Linked DNA regions of Mus musculus: region 2 is linked to region 1. A link is a contact called in ENCODE POLR2A ChIA-PET data. All regions are on one chromosome and are shown on one strand. Each heading gives the region's core, a stretch centred on a gene start or an enhancer-like site at or near the end of the contact. The rest is flanking DNA. Distances are from core to core; before and after follow the strand shown.

Region 1 (6,301 bases), core at 2,434-4,933:
AGCTTCAGTGTGTGATTGTTCACTCTTCAGAATTACCATCTACTGTTTCAAAGGTCTTTAGAAACAGAAATGACTTTTGAAGGGTAGTCAGACTTGTGACAATAATAGGCACTAGAAAACTCATACTCCAACAGCAGTGGTGGTACACACCTCTAATCCCAGCACCTGGAGGCAGAGGCAGATGGATCTCTTGAGTTTGAGTCCAGCCAGTGCTACACAAAGAAACCCTGTCTGGAAAAATAAAAACAAAATTCCTTTCCCTCACCAAAATTCTGGATTGGCTCAAATTTCCCTTTGGAGTTGCAGGTTGGGCCAGGACTTTATTGCCTATAGTTCAGCAGGTATTTATAAAACAATCACAGGATTATATGGTTTTTCTAGAATGAGCTCAACTTCTCAGCATAGTATGTTAGTTCCCTACATGTGTATCTTGAAACAATAGATTTTTATAAATCCCTAGTTTTGGGTTTATATGATTTATTTCTGAAATGTCTTTTGTCAAGTTATGCTAATGTTCTAATGATTACAGTATAGGGAAAATATTAATTACTAAATTCTTTTTGAGAGGTGGAAGCATTGAGCTATTTTTAACTACAGGTATTCACTGAAATCTGTGGTTTTGTCCTTTTTTGAGGGGATGGGGCATTGCCATTATATTCCTGGCTGTGTAGGAACTCAATGTTTAGACCAGGGTGGCCTTGAACTCAAGATTTGTCCTCATCAAATTCCAAGTTCTCAGATTAAAGGCACTGCGGCAGCCACGCCTTTGTCTTTTTATGCTTGGTGTGCTGCCCCACACCTGTGATCCCAGTGTTAAGAGGCTGAGGCTGGACAATTAGCACAGTTCAAGAGCAGCGTGAGGCTGTCTAAAGACAGACATTACATAGTTTTCTCCTTTAAGGAAAACGACAGGATCAGAAGTTTTGGGTAAAATTATTCAATAATGAGTCAATTTAATGAGGTGGTGTGACTCAAAAGTATTCTTAAGTATGGTTTATTCTTTGTTCTGTTGGGTTTTGAATTACATTTTTTTCCTAGTTGCTGGAGATTTGTTTCCAGTGCTGTTGTGTGATTCAGTGATAGTCTGCAGCTATCCCTCAGACAGCATCCTACCACTGACTGCCGCATGCCTCCCCACATTCTGATCAGCCTGAGAGGAGACCAGAGTATGTCCTGGCCGGACAGCTGCATGCGTTTCTGTTCTATTTAATTGGACAACTCGACTTGAAGGAAAACATCATGTCCCAAAATGGAAATTGCAAAATGAACTCTTATCTCGGGGGAACCTCTAATAAGAAGACTATGTATCTCTAATAAAAATACATTTATTTAGAGACAGGTTCTCGTGAAGCCCTGGCTGGCCTGGAAGTCAGCAGATCACTTGTTTCTGCCTCCAGTGTGCTTCAATAAGGCTGCAGTGCCCAGCCCTGGTAAAATACGTTACAAAGACTTACTGACTGACTTTTAACTTAAGAGTATGTGTGAGCCTTCAGATCCCTTGGAACAAAGATTTTTTGGCTGTGTAAGCTGGTAACTCACCTGAGCCTCTGTAAGAGCAGCAAGTGCTCCTAACTGCAGAGCCACCTTCAGCTCAAGTTCAAGTTGTTCAAGTCTTAGGGCTTCTTAACCTGCTAAGACCCTATAGTAGGGTAACCGTGACTAAGAAAGACGAAGGAAAGTATGTATTTCAGTTAAGTTCTTGAATATTTCCCTGTGTGTGTGTGTGTGTGTGTGTGTGTGTGAGAGAGAGAGAGAGAGAGAGAGAGAGAGCATCATTTGGATGCCTCCTTAGAGAAATGTGCATCCACCATTAAATACATAGACTGTAAGAGGGCCATAATCTCAACCCTACGCACTGCCTATGACTGACTTCCTGGGCAGGGTCACTCCACAGGGCGGAGTGGGTTCTCCACCCAGAGAAAAGAGCATACAATCTTTGATAGCGACATATGATCGGTGTTGGCTTTTACAAACTTCACACTAGAGAACATGAAATCGAGGTTTTGTTTTGTTTTAAGCAAAAACAACCCTCAATGTTAATAAGGTTGGGATTTTATATTAGGGCACACGCTTAGCTACTTTTGGAAGCACCACGCCCATGCAGAGAGCTGTCAGGATTATTAGAATGAATAAAGACCTGTAAATGAAACTGCTTTAAAAGTTTTTTTTTGGGGGGGGGCGTGGTGGCACACCCCTTTAATCCCAGCACTGGGGAGGCAGAGGCAGGCAGATTTCTGAGTCCGAGGCCAGCCTGGTCTACAAAGTGAGTTCCAGGACAGCCAGGGCTACACAGAGAAGCCCTGTCTTGAAAAAACAAAACAAAACAAAACAAAAAACAACAACAACAACAAACGTTTTGTGAGGTAGGATCTTAGTCTAGCCTAGGCTAACCTCAAACAGTTTTGCTTTACCAGAGTGCTGGTATTACATGGCCGAGGAGCCAATGGACACCGTCCCACCTGCGGGCAAGCCACTATCCCACCAACCCCCCCCCCCCTTTTCTGAGAATATTGAGTTAAATCCATCTTTGCAGCTCTGAGAATTATTTGTAGATTAGATTATTTTTCTGGATAAGATTAACAATGAGAATTTTAAAAAATTCGAATTCCAAGTGATTTTACAGATTTTTTATTAGATATTTTCTTTATATACATTTCAAATGCTATCCCGAAAGTTCCCTATACCCTCACCCCGCCCTGCTTCCCTACCCACCCACTTCCAATTCTTGGCCCTGACATTCCCCTGTACTGGGGCATATAAAGTTTGCAATACCAAGGGGCCTCTCTTCCCAGTGTTGGCCGACTAAGCCATCTTCTGCTACATATGCAGCTAGAGACACGAGCTCTGGGGATACTGGTTAGTTCATATTGTTGTTCCACCTATTGTTGCAGACCCCTTCAGCTCCTTGGGTGCTTTCTCTAGCTTCTCTATTGGGGGCACTCACTGATAAGTGGATATTAGCCCAGAAACATAGGACACCCAAGATACAATTTGCAAAACACAAGAAAATCAAGAAGAGGGAAGACCAATGGGTGGATACTTCACTCTTCCTTAGAGTAGGGAACAAAATACCCATGAAAGGAGTTACAGAGACAAAGTTTGGAGCTAAGATGAAAGGATGGACTATCCAGAGACTACCCCACCAGGGGATCCATCCCATAATCAGCCACCAAACCCAGGCACTATTGCATATGCCAGCAAGATTTTGCTGAAGGGACCCTGGTATAGCTGTATGAGGCTATGCCAGTGCCTGGCAAATACAGAAGTGGATGTTCACAGTCATCTATAAGATTTTACAGATTTTATTTTGTAATAAAGCTGTATATATCGGAATATGGGGTTCCCGGGCTGCAGTTCGCAGGAGGTGCTGCGCTAGACGCCAACTTTTAAGGAGACTCTTCTAAGGTCGCGTTTCCCACCGCGATCCCCGGGTCGAGCCAGCGTGCTGCCACGTATCGGGTCTTGATAGGCTTGAACAGGTCATGCCATTTATCTAAATGCTTTTGGAAGTCAGTCCTCTGCCGCAGTCCCTGGGCATATCCCGAGCTTCCAATCTTTATTTTCCGTTTTCTAATTGCTGCTACTACAGCAGAGCGCCCTGCTGGGGTCCGCCAAGAACAGGACTTAGGACAGAACTGCAAATCGAGCACTCGTTCCGGAGCTAGCGAAGGCGGATGTGACGTCAGATCGACTACGTCGGATGCACCTGCCAGGCCTGGGCTCCTGGGAGTGAGACACGGTTGCCCCAGGGGCTAAGGGACAGACTCGACCTGACCGAATCCCATCACAAGGACGCCTTTCTAAACTCCACTGGGCCGCAGCTCTGGTCACGAGGCTCGGCCTCACTCCACCACCCCCCCAACCCCCGCCCCATCCCTTGTCAGAGCTCCCGTGCATGCGCAGTCGCGCCGGAAGCACGGCTCTGGAGTTTCCGCATCACGGACCTCAGGGATCCTCTACGCTGTTCATTGTCCTTCGGGTCTCGCAACGTTTGCCTAATGATTCCCAATTTCAGTGTTGCATCATTCTAAAGCCTGATGTTGAAGACTATCGCCCAACCCTGGTTAGCCAGTAATCGGAAACAGCAACGTTATGTGTCTTCTAAAGAAATGAGGGCTAGTTTTGTTTTGTTGTTTTTGGTTTTTTTTCGAGACAGGGTTTCTCTGTGTAGCCCTGGCTGTCCTGAAACTCACTCTGTAGACCAGGCTGGCCTCGAACTCAGAAATCCGCCTGCCTCTGCCTCCCAAGTGCTAGGATTAAAGGCGTGCGCCACCACTGCCCGGTGAGGGCTAGTTTTTTTGTTTGTTTGTTTGTTTTAATTTAGATTTTATGTGTATGAATGTCTTGTGTGTGTGTGTGTGTGTGTGTGTATCACTCGTGTGCCTGGTGCCCTCGGAGGTATCAGATGCTTGGGAGCCTCTGGGGATTGGTCCTCTGTAAGAGCAGCCAGTGCTGGAACTCACGCTGTAGACCAGGCTAGCCTCGAACTCAGAAATCCGCCTGCCTCTGCCTCCTGAGTGCTGGGATTAAAGGCGTGCGCCACCACTGTCCAGCTTGTTTGTACACATTTTTCACTGACCTTGTCCTCAGGAGCTAACCCTCCTATCTATCCATCCCCTTTCCCTACTCCTGGAACTGCTGCTAATTGATAAAACTTAAAACTACATCAGTCAAGTTGAGCAGGTGCTGGGAGAAAGCACTGAAGAAAACCGACTCCGAGACTACACATAAAACAGGAAGACAGCAGGGCTTGGTGGCGCACGCCTTTAATCCCAGCACTTGGGAGGCAGAGGTAGGCGATTTTCTGAGTTCGAGGCCAGCCTGGTCTACAAAGTAAGTTCCAGGACAGAGAAATCCTGCTTCGAAAAAACAAACAAACAAAAAACACGAAGGCTCTTTCTTTACCGAACGAGTGATTCCAACAGAGAGACTTTGTAAAGGTCCATTACAGAGAGAGTTAGGACTTATTTTTCCGTCTTTTAGTCAATCACAGCTGAAGGTAGTTTGTCAAAAGTATCAAAGTAAAATCATCCTTAAATCCTTTTTATTAGAACCAACGAACCACTTTAGAATGTTTGCATCAGTTTGTTTTGTACAGTAGAAGTTTCTTTGGAGGTCTGAGAAACATGGAAAAGGTCTTGGACTGCAGGCCATCCTAGGCCACATAGCCAGTCCTATCCTCAAACAGACAAGGATGGAGCAGAGTGTAGCACAAAGCTAGTGGTTTGGTCCCTGCTATTTGAAGAAGGAGAGGTGGTAAAACACTTGGATTTTTGCCCACTTTGTGACATTGTATCTCTGTATCCTTGGCTGTTCTGGAATTCAATCTGTAGACCAGGCTGGCCTGGAACTGGGATAGCCACTTGCCTCCCCAGGTGCTGAGATAAAGGTGTGCACCATTGCTGCAAGTTTTTAAATGTCTCTTTTCTATTGACTAACACCTCACTATTGGTGGATAAAGGAGATGATCTGTGGTGCCTGCCAGTTTACAGGGGGAGAATGGGCCGTCACCGGTACCCAGTCACTTCCTCCAAACTACATACGTATATGGTCTGTTCCTATAGCTTATTTCTGTAGCTCTTGTTTTTCATAACCCAGACTTCAAAATGCTATATGAGAGGCACAACAGATGAATTCTGTTCTTGGTGAGCAGGATTCAAAAGCTGAGACAGACCTCTGTTATCTTTTCAGTGAGTTTGATCATAAACACTAATTAGTGTATCCTTTTCTTAAGTTAGGCTTCAGTGCACTGGCCCCAGGATTCAAGGAAGGCAACAGCAGTGGGGGTGGGGTAGTCACAGCTGTCACTCTAATTTGCTTTCCTTTTAGTCTTTGTGTGTTCAGTCTTTGGGAGTCATTTGTGGTTCACAGATTAAAAAATGCCAAATTATGCACAGATCCAGCTATTGTTAAAGGCATCTTGTTTAACAAACATGGATACCTGTGCTTGAGGCACCTGCACAGTAGACAGCAAAGTGAATAATTCATGACTCCAGCCTTGCCAAACAAAGTCTGAGCAGACCCTTTGTGCCAGAGAGAAAGAGCAAGCAGGGAAATGGCTGCACTGACAGCTTGGACCCAGGAGGCTGACAGGACGCTAGAACTTCATTTGCTCATTTCAGGGAAGGTCTGATCGTCTGTTTTGCACCTCACCATGTTCCTGCAATGCCCACCCACTGTGACTCATGGGATGTGCTGGGGAGAGTTACTGGGGTCTACACCTGTGTGTTGATGTACTCATTTGTAGGGAGGTTGTACGTTTGCAATAGTTCTTGGTCTGTGTTCTAGATCAGCACTCTTG
Region 2 (6,052 bases), core at 2,315-4,814, 250 kb after region 1:
TTTGGTGTCTTAGCTGTGTGTGCCTGTGTGCATGTGTGTGACCCTGATGGGCAGGGACTACAGGGACGGTCCCTTCGTTCCACTTTTGGGATGAGGTACTCCTTACCTGCTGCCACCCTCAACTTTGCACAAGGAGAAGGCTGCGCTGCATCCTTCTCTCCCCCAGTGTTAGCAGGGGGGCTGTTTCCCTGCTCCGAGGGTTCCGGAACTTCTGCCTTCCCCTTCTTTCCCTCCGCCTAGGCCCTGGTGAACCACAGGTATGGAGTTATAATGGGGGCTGAGGCTTGGACCAAAAGAACTTCTTGAGTGGGAAGGCCTTGGGTGCCCTCTAGCCTCCCAAGGATGCTGGGGAGTAGCAATAAACCTCAGCCCTCTGGCCACCATTTTCACCTCAATTCAGGCTACAAGTGTGAAGCCTGGATTTAATTTATGGAATTAGTTTTCTGAGTTTTATTTATATGTAAGTTCTGAGGCAGCTTAGCTGGACTGTGTGTGGATGTATACATACACTCGTGTGTGTGCGTGCGCATGTGTGTGTGTGTGTACCATGGGGTAGGGGTACCACTCTACTGTCTAATATAAGCCAAGAGTAGTAGTTTCAGTGAACACACACAACACTGTTTTTCTATAGTACCTCCCAGAATCTTGTATCTGTGCTGGGGCTGGAGGCAGAACCCCTAGGCCAGGCTGGGATGAGTCCTGCAATCTTGGGGGACCTGAGGGCACCTGACAAGGACTCACTCTCTCCTTGCTCTAGAGAGGTTCTACCCACTAGCCACAGCCCTCCATCTGACCTGTTCACACAGGCAGTGGACCAGAGGAAAGAAAGGGAGAATAACCAGGCACGTATGGTCAAACCAGCAGGTCCGAAAGCACAAGGAGCTGGGGCAGGAAGCAGGGGTCCGTCCCTAACCCTTCTCAAAAAGGCTGGGTCGTGAGGGACCCCTAATGCAGGGACCAGAAGCCTCAGTTTCCCCGTTTTGCCCTTCCACAGAACAGCCTTGTAGGTAGAGCTGCCCCCGTCCTACCCTACTCTGTGTGGCTGCTTTCTTTGGTACTCTCTCTCCACTCCCAACGTAGCTGTGACGTGTTGTAGTTTTTAGCTGTTTGTAAAATGTTAAAAAAAAAAAAAGTTAAAAGGAAGTTAAACTAACCACAAAAAGAAAAAAAAATCTAAATTCACCCTCCGTACGCTACGTCTGGTGCCCTCAACCCTAAGGCCATTCCGATTTTGTAACTGAACCAGGTGGTGACTGTTTAACTCTAGTGTCTGTGCTCAAAGGACTGCCTTCTCCTCCAGTGCCCAGTGTGTGAATGTGCGACCCTTCTTTCACCATTCCGTGGCTGGACGTAGCCTTCTCCCTTACTGCATCCCCAGGGGATACACATCCACCTTCCTGTCTCCTGGGGAACCCTAAACCTGACTCCATTGATGTGAAAAAAAAAATGAAATGAAAAATACTGCTGAAAAATAAAGGGTTCGAACCCTTAAAACCCAAAGTGGCTGTGTCTGCTCCTGGCTTCTTCATTCATTCTCCCATACTGACTATCTGGGGAAGATAAACTAGTGTTGGAGAAACAATTCCTTCTCTTATCAACATGGAATGGGGTACCTCAAACCTACATTTTGTTTATTTAAAAACATTTACTTATTCTGGCTCTAGACGGTTAAGAGCCCTTGTTATTCTTGCAAAAATCGACATAAACATATTTTATTTGCATGAGCATTTTGCCTGCATATGTATATATGCACCATGTGCCTGGTACCCACCAAGGCCAGAAGAGGGCATTAGATCCCTTGCAACTGGAGTTCCAGTCCTTCGTGAGTCACCAAGTGGGTGCTGGGAATCAACTCTGGATCCTCTGGAGAGCAGAAAGTGTTCCACCACTTCTCTGGCCCCCCAGTTTTAAGCAATTTCTTTTGGGAATCCCTGCTACCTGCAGCTTGTCCTCGATTCTCCTGCCTCAAGTCCACGCTGCGCTACATTTCTCTTTTTTCTTTTCTGCTCCTAATGCTGGAATTAAAGGTGTGTGTAATTATTAAAGGTGTATTATATGTAAGTACATGGTAGCTGTCTTCTGACACTCCAGAAGGGGGCGCCACATCTCATCACGGATTGTTGTGAGCCACCATATGATTGCTGGGAACTGAACTCAGGACTTTCGGAAGAGCAGTCAGTACTCTTAACCACTGAGCCATCTCCATTCCCCAAACCTAGCCAATGTTTATTTCGGTTCTTTTCCTGCTTCAAATGCAGGAATTCCCTCTTTTCCGGGTTAATTTTGGTATCCTTGCAAAACCCAGATAGTTCACTTCCTCACAAATCCCTTCTCTAGCCTACAGGTAATTTTCTTCTCATAAGAACGTCTGTAGGGACCTAACAGCTGTGTAAACCTGATGGCCTCTCTGAGTTCAATTCCAGAACCATGCAACTGGGGGAGGAGTAACTCCGAAAATTACTCTCTGACACCCAAGTGCGCAGTGGTGTTATGCAACCTCCCCCAGCCCCCATATGCACTAATGATGTGTAGCTCCAATTTAACAGGTATTAAGAGCACCGTTTGACCTCATGCACCAGCTTCTCTTTTATTATCATGGCCCTTTCCGATTCATCAGGACCTTTCTCTAGTCTAGCCCAGGCAAGGGCAAGAGGGAGGGAGTGGCTGCTCTCTCCCTGGGCTAGCTTAGCTTTCACCAGAGGTGTCTTTGCCTCTGCATGGTGTTCATTAGCAGAAAAGGCAGAGCTCCTGGTCCGTACAAATCAAGGAATAAGGTAGTAGTGATGTAGTAGTTTATTCTCAGTCGACCCATTCGGATCGTTCTCCCAATCCAGGTATTTATTAAGAGGTCCCTCGAGTTTTCTTGCTCCCACCTAGGCAGGGGGGACTAATGTCCAACTGTGGGTTTTCTCTCCACTGGGCGGGGGTCTTCGCCTGGATGGCCAGGGCATGTACCGGTCCAGCCAGCTCCTCCGACAGTGCCTCGTGGACCAACCGGTGCCGTTGCAAGGGGCTCATCCCCTCGAAACGAGAGCTCACCACCGCCACGCGAAAATGCGTCTCGCTGCCTGCTGGGACTGCGTGGCCACCGCTCTCGTTGCGCAGCTCCAGTACCTCGGGGCTCAGGGCTTGCTCCAATTTGGCGCGAATAGCGGCTTCCACTGGTCCTGCAGCCGCAGATCCCGCGCTGCCCCGCGATACACACGAGCGCGTGGCCATGGAGACCATGCACTGGGCCGATCGCGCACTTAGCATTCGCTGCGGAGAAACGAAGGACACGGGACTGAGTCCACACACCCTGCCCACGCACCCCAGACAAGCACACCCTGGAACCGCCTCTACTCTGCGTGGCGGGTTAACGCGGCTTCTACGCCGGTAGCGGAGAGACAAAGGCGATTGAGCGGCCAGAGCGCTAGGCACTAAGGGCACTGGGAAAGCATGGCTGGGAGCTGAAAAATGGAAAATGTACAACTTGGTCCTTTTGGCTGAGTCAGAGCCCTATCGTCTCTCCGAACCCTAGGGTGGTACCTTTGTACTTGCTGCGCAGCCTGCTGTACCACCGCTTGATCTAACAACCGAATTTCCGGTCGGACCACGCAAACGCCGCGTCAGGAGGCTCGCTAGGAAACGCAGTCCGGTTGCGTCTGGCAGGCGTTACCCAGTACCCAGAGGTTTTATGGGAATTGTAGTCCCTGCTTCTCCCGACCGGTAAAATCCTGCAAAGTCGGGAAATTAGAGCAATAAAAACAAAAGTGTTTCCTGTAAATTTAAGATGGTTGCACCAGATTTGTAGCTTCTTGATCTATAACCCAAATAGCTTAAGTCATTTGTATGTAATTAATAAAAAAAGAAGTCTCATGTAGCCCAGGTTGGCCTTTACCACTCTAGAAATGTCCATTATTTCCTGATCCTCCTGCCTCTACCTCCTACCTGCTGGGATTACTGTCCTGGGTTATTGATAGAGTGCTTCCATAGCAAAAACAGATTCTTATGAGATTACAGCGGACCTTGCTCAATTCAGAGGGGAATGTCTGCTGGGACAGTTTTCTTCCCAAGATAATCTGTCCTGCCCCAAACAGAGAATTCCAGTGAGAAGGAAAATGAAGATCGTCACACAGTTCCCTAAGAGCTGCACTAACTTGCCTTGCCCCCGCGCGCTTCTGTGTAGGACCCCAGCTTTGTTCCTTTCGGAGATTCCTTTGTTCCTGAGAGAGATAGAATAAAGACAGCCCTGCTCTCAGAGTTTACAAAGCACTAGAGAAATAGTCATAATGTTCATTGTGATACCGTGTGTCAAGTGTGTGGTGGAAATACACACAGTTTACTGTAAGCATATTACCTACACGTGAGGACCAAAGAAATGACAAGAGACTTCTTAGAGCAGTGTAGGAGAAACAAGAAGACCACTTTCTCACCTCATTTGGTCAGGATGTGGTAACTGAATGAAATCAGCACATGACTGCAGTCTCCCCTCCCCTAGCCTGAAACCTGCTTGCTCAGGGGTGGAGCTTCCTGCTCATTCGTTCTGCCACGCCCACTGCTGGAACCTGCGGAGCCACACACGTGCACCTTTCTACTGGACCAGAGATTATTCCGCGGGAATCGGGTCCCCTCCCCCTTCCTTCATAACTAGTGTCGCAACAATAAAATTTGAGCCTTGATCAGAGTAACTGTCTTGGCTACATTCTTTTCTCTCGCCACCTAGCCCCTCTTCTCTTCCAGGTTTCCAAAATGCCTTTCCAGGCTAGAACCCAGGTTGTGGTCTGCTGGCCGGACACAACACATGACCACTCCAAGGAATGGCTGAGGCAGTTCCTACTCTGTGTGTGAGGGAGAACACAGCCAGAGGCATCTGGAAGGGTCTAGTGCAGGAAGAAAATAGAGCAAGCTAAACAGCAGACTGAACAGGGCTATGAAGGGAGAGGAGGGGAGGGAGAGTGAGAGATGGAGAGAGAGAGAGAGAGAGAGAGAGAGAGAGAGAGAGAGAGAGAGAGAGAGAGAGAGAGAGAGAGAGAGAGAGAACCAGAGCCAGAGCCAGAGTCAAGAGAACCAAGAAAGCTCATGGCCAAAATGGCTGGGTTATATAGTATAGGAGTCAGAAGCTGGAGAAGGGAAGGGAAGCCCTGAGCTGGAGCAGTTTGGAGATAGGGTGAAAAGAGCTAAGGAAAGCCATAGATAACGAGTTCTGCTGCCAGCGTGTACTTTGGTGTAATAGAAACCATAGTTACCTATTTGTCCCTGGCTTCTTTGGGACCCAACAGCAGCCTTGTCTTTGGGCTGTCCTGAAACTCATAATGTATACTAGGCTGGCCTCAGACTCTGTAGATCAGACTGGCCTTGTTTGAACCCAAAGATCCACTTGCCTCAGCTTCCCAAGAGCTGGGATTAATGGTGTGTGCCACTACTGCCAGATCAAAGATCAAAGTTTACTAAAAGAAGACAATGCTATAGACATTTGTTTGTTTTTTTAAACAAAACCAAACAAATACTAGGGTAGGCAAGCTGTAATCTCAAGGGGGAGAATGGAGACAAGAAGGAAACATTCCATGTTGTTTGAGTTAAGCAGGCATGAAAGACAGCCACATGATGGAGACCAGAGCTTTAGAGAAAAATAAGGAATCCTAAATTACCAGAAAAAGAAGACCTAGGCTCCGGACAGCATCCTAAGAAAGAATAAAGGAACAGTTGTACCTCTCTGGGTAGACCCAACTGTCGGATCCCAAGGAAATTCCACTTCCCCAAATTCCAAAAGGCAGAGAAGGGATAAATGGCTACCTGAGCTTCCAGTTAGTATACCAAAGCCTATGCTGGCCTCCAGGCTCCCTCAGTATCTCAAGTACCTCTTAACAGAGTTCAGAGTCTGGCTAGCACCCTGCTAGCCCTTCTCACTTCCTCTCTTACCCTAAACTCCCTGCAGCCCACAGGTTTCCCTCCCCCCAGCCACACCTCCTGGTAACCTCCCCCCACCTTGATCTCCCTGTCTCTGCTTTCCCTCTCTTCCCCCCCACCCCCTCCACCTCCCCCTGCACTTCTGTCTCTGCTTGGCTCCTGC

The links. ChIA-PET counts read pairs that join two places held with the same protein, here RNA polymerase II (POLR2A).
Region 2: POLR2A ChIA-PET joins it to region 1 with 11 read pairs in embryonic stem cell. The contact joins the promoter of Bola1 here to the enhancer-like site in region 1. POLR2A ChIA-PET finds 5 or more read pairs at or near these places in 2 of 5 experiments (Patski and embryonic stem cell).

Annotation. Positions count from the first base shown.
Region 1 is chr3:95,947,393-95,953,693 of GRCm38, forward strand. No RefSeq gene overlaps it. Among named protein-coding and RNA genes, the nearest start is that of Anp32e, 21 kb to the left of the region's middle. Within about 2 kb of position 3,684, at least 1 of the 3 ENCODE cell types and tissues checked has a DNase peak (open chromatin) inside an H3K27ac peak, as active enhancers do.
Region 2 is chr3:96,194,022-96,200,073 of GRCm38, forward strand. Bola1 (bolA-like 1 (E. coli)) reads right to left here and starts at 3,565. Exons shown (of 2, transcript NM_026975.2): 1 at 3,529-3,565; 2 at 2,567-3,258. The coding sequence starts at 3,255. The coding sequence ends at 2,842. Sv2a (synaptic vesicle glycoprotein 2 a) reads left to right here. Exons shown (of 13, transcript NM_022030.3): 13 at 1-1,162.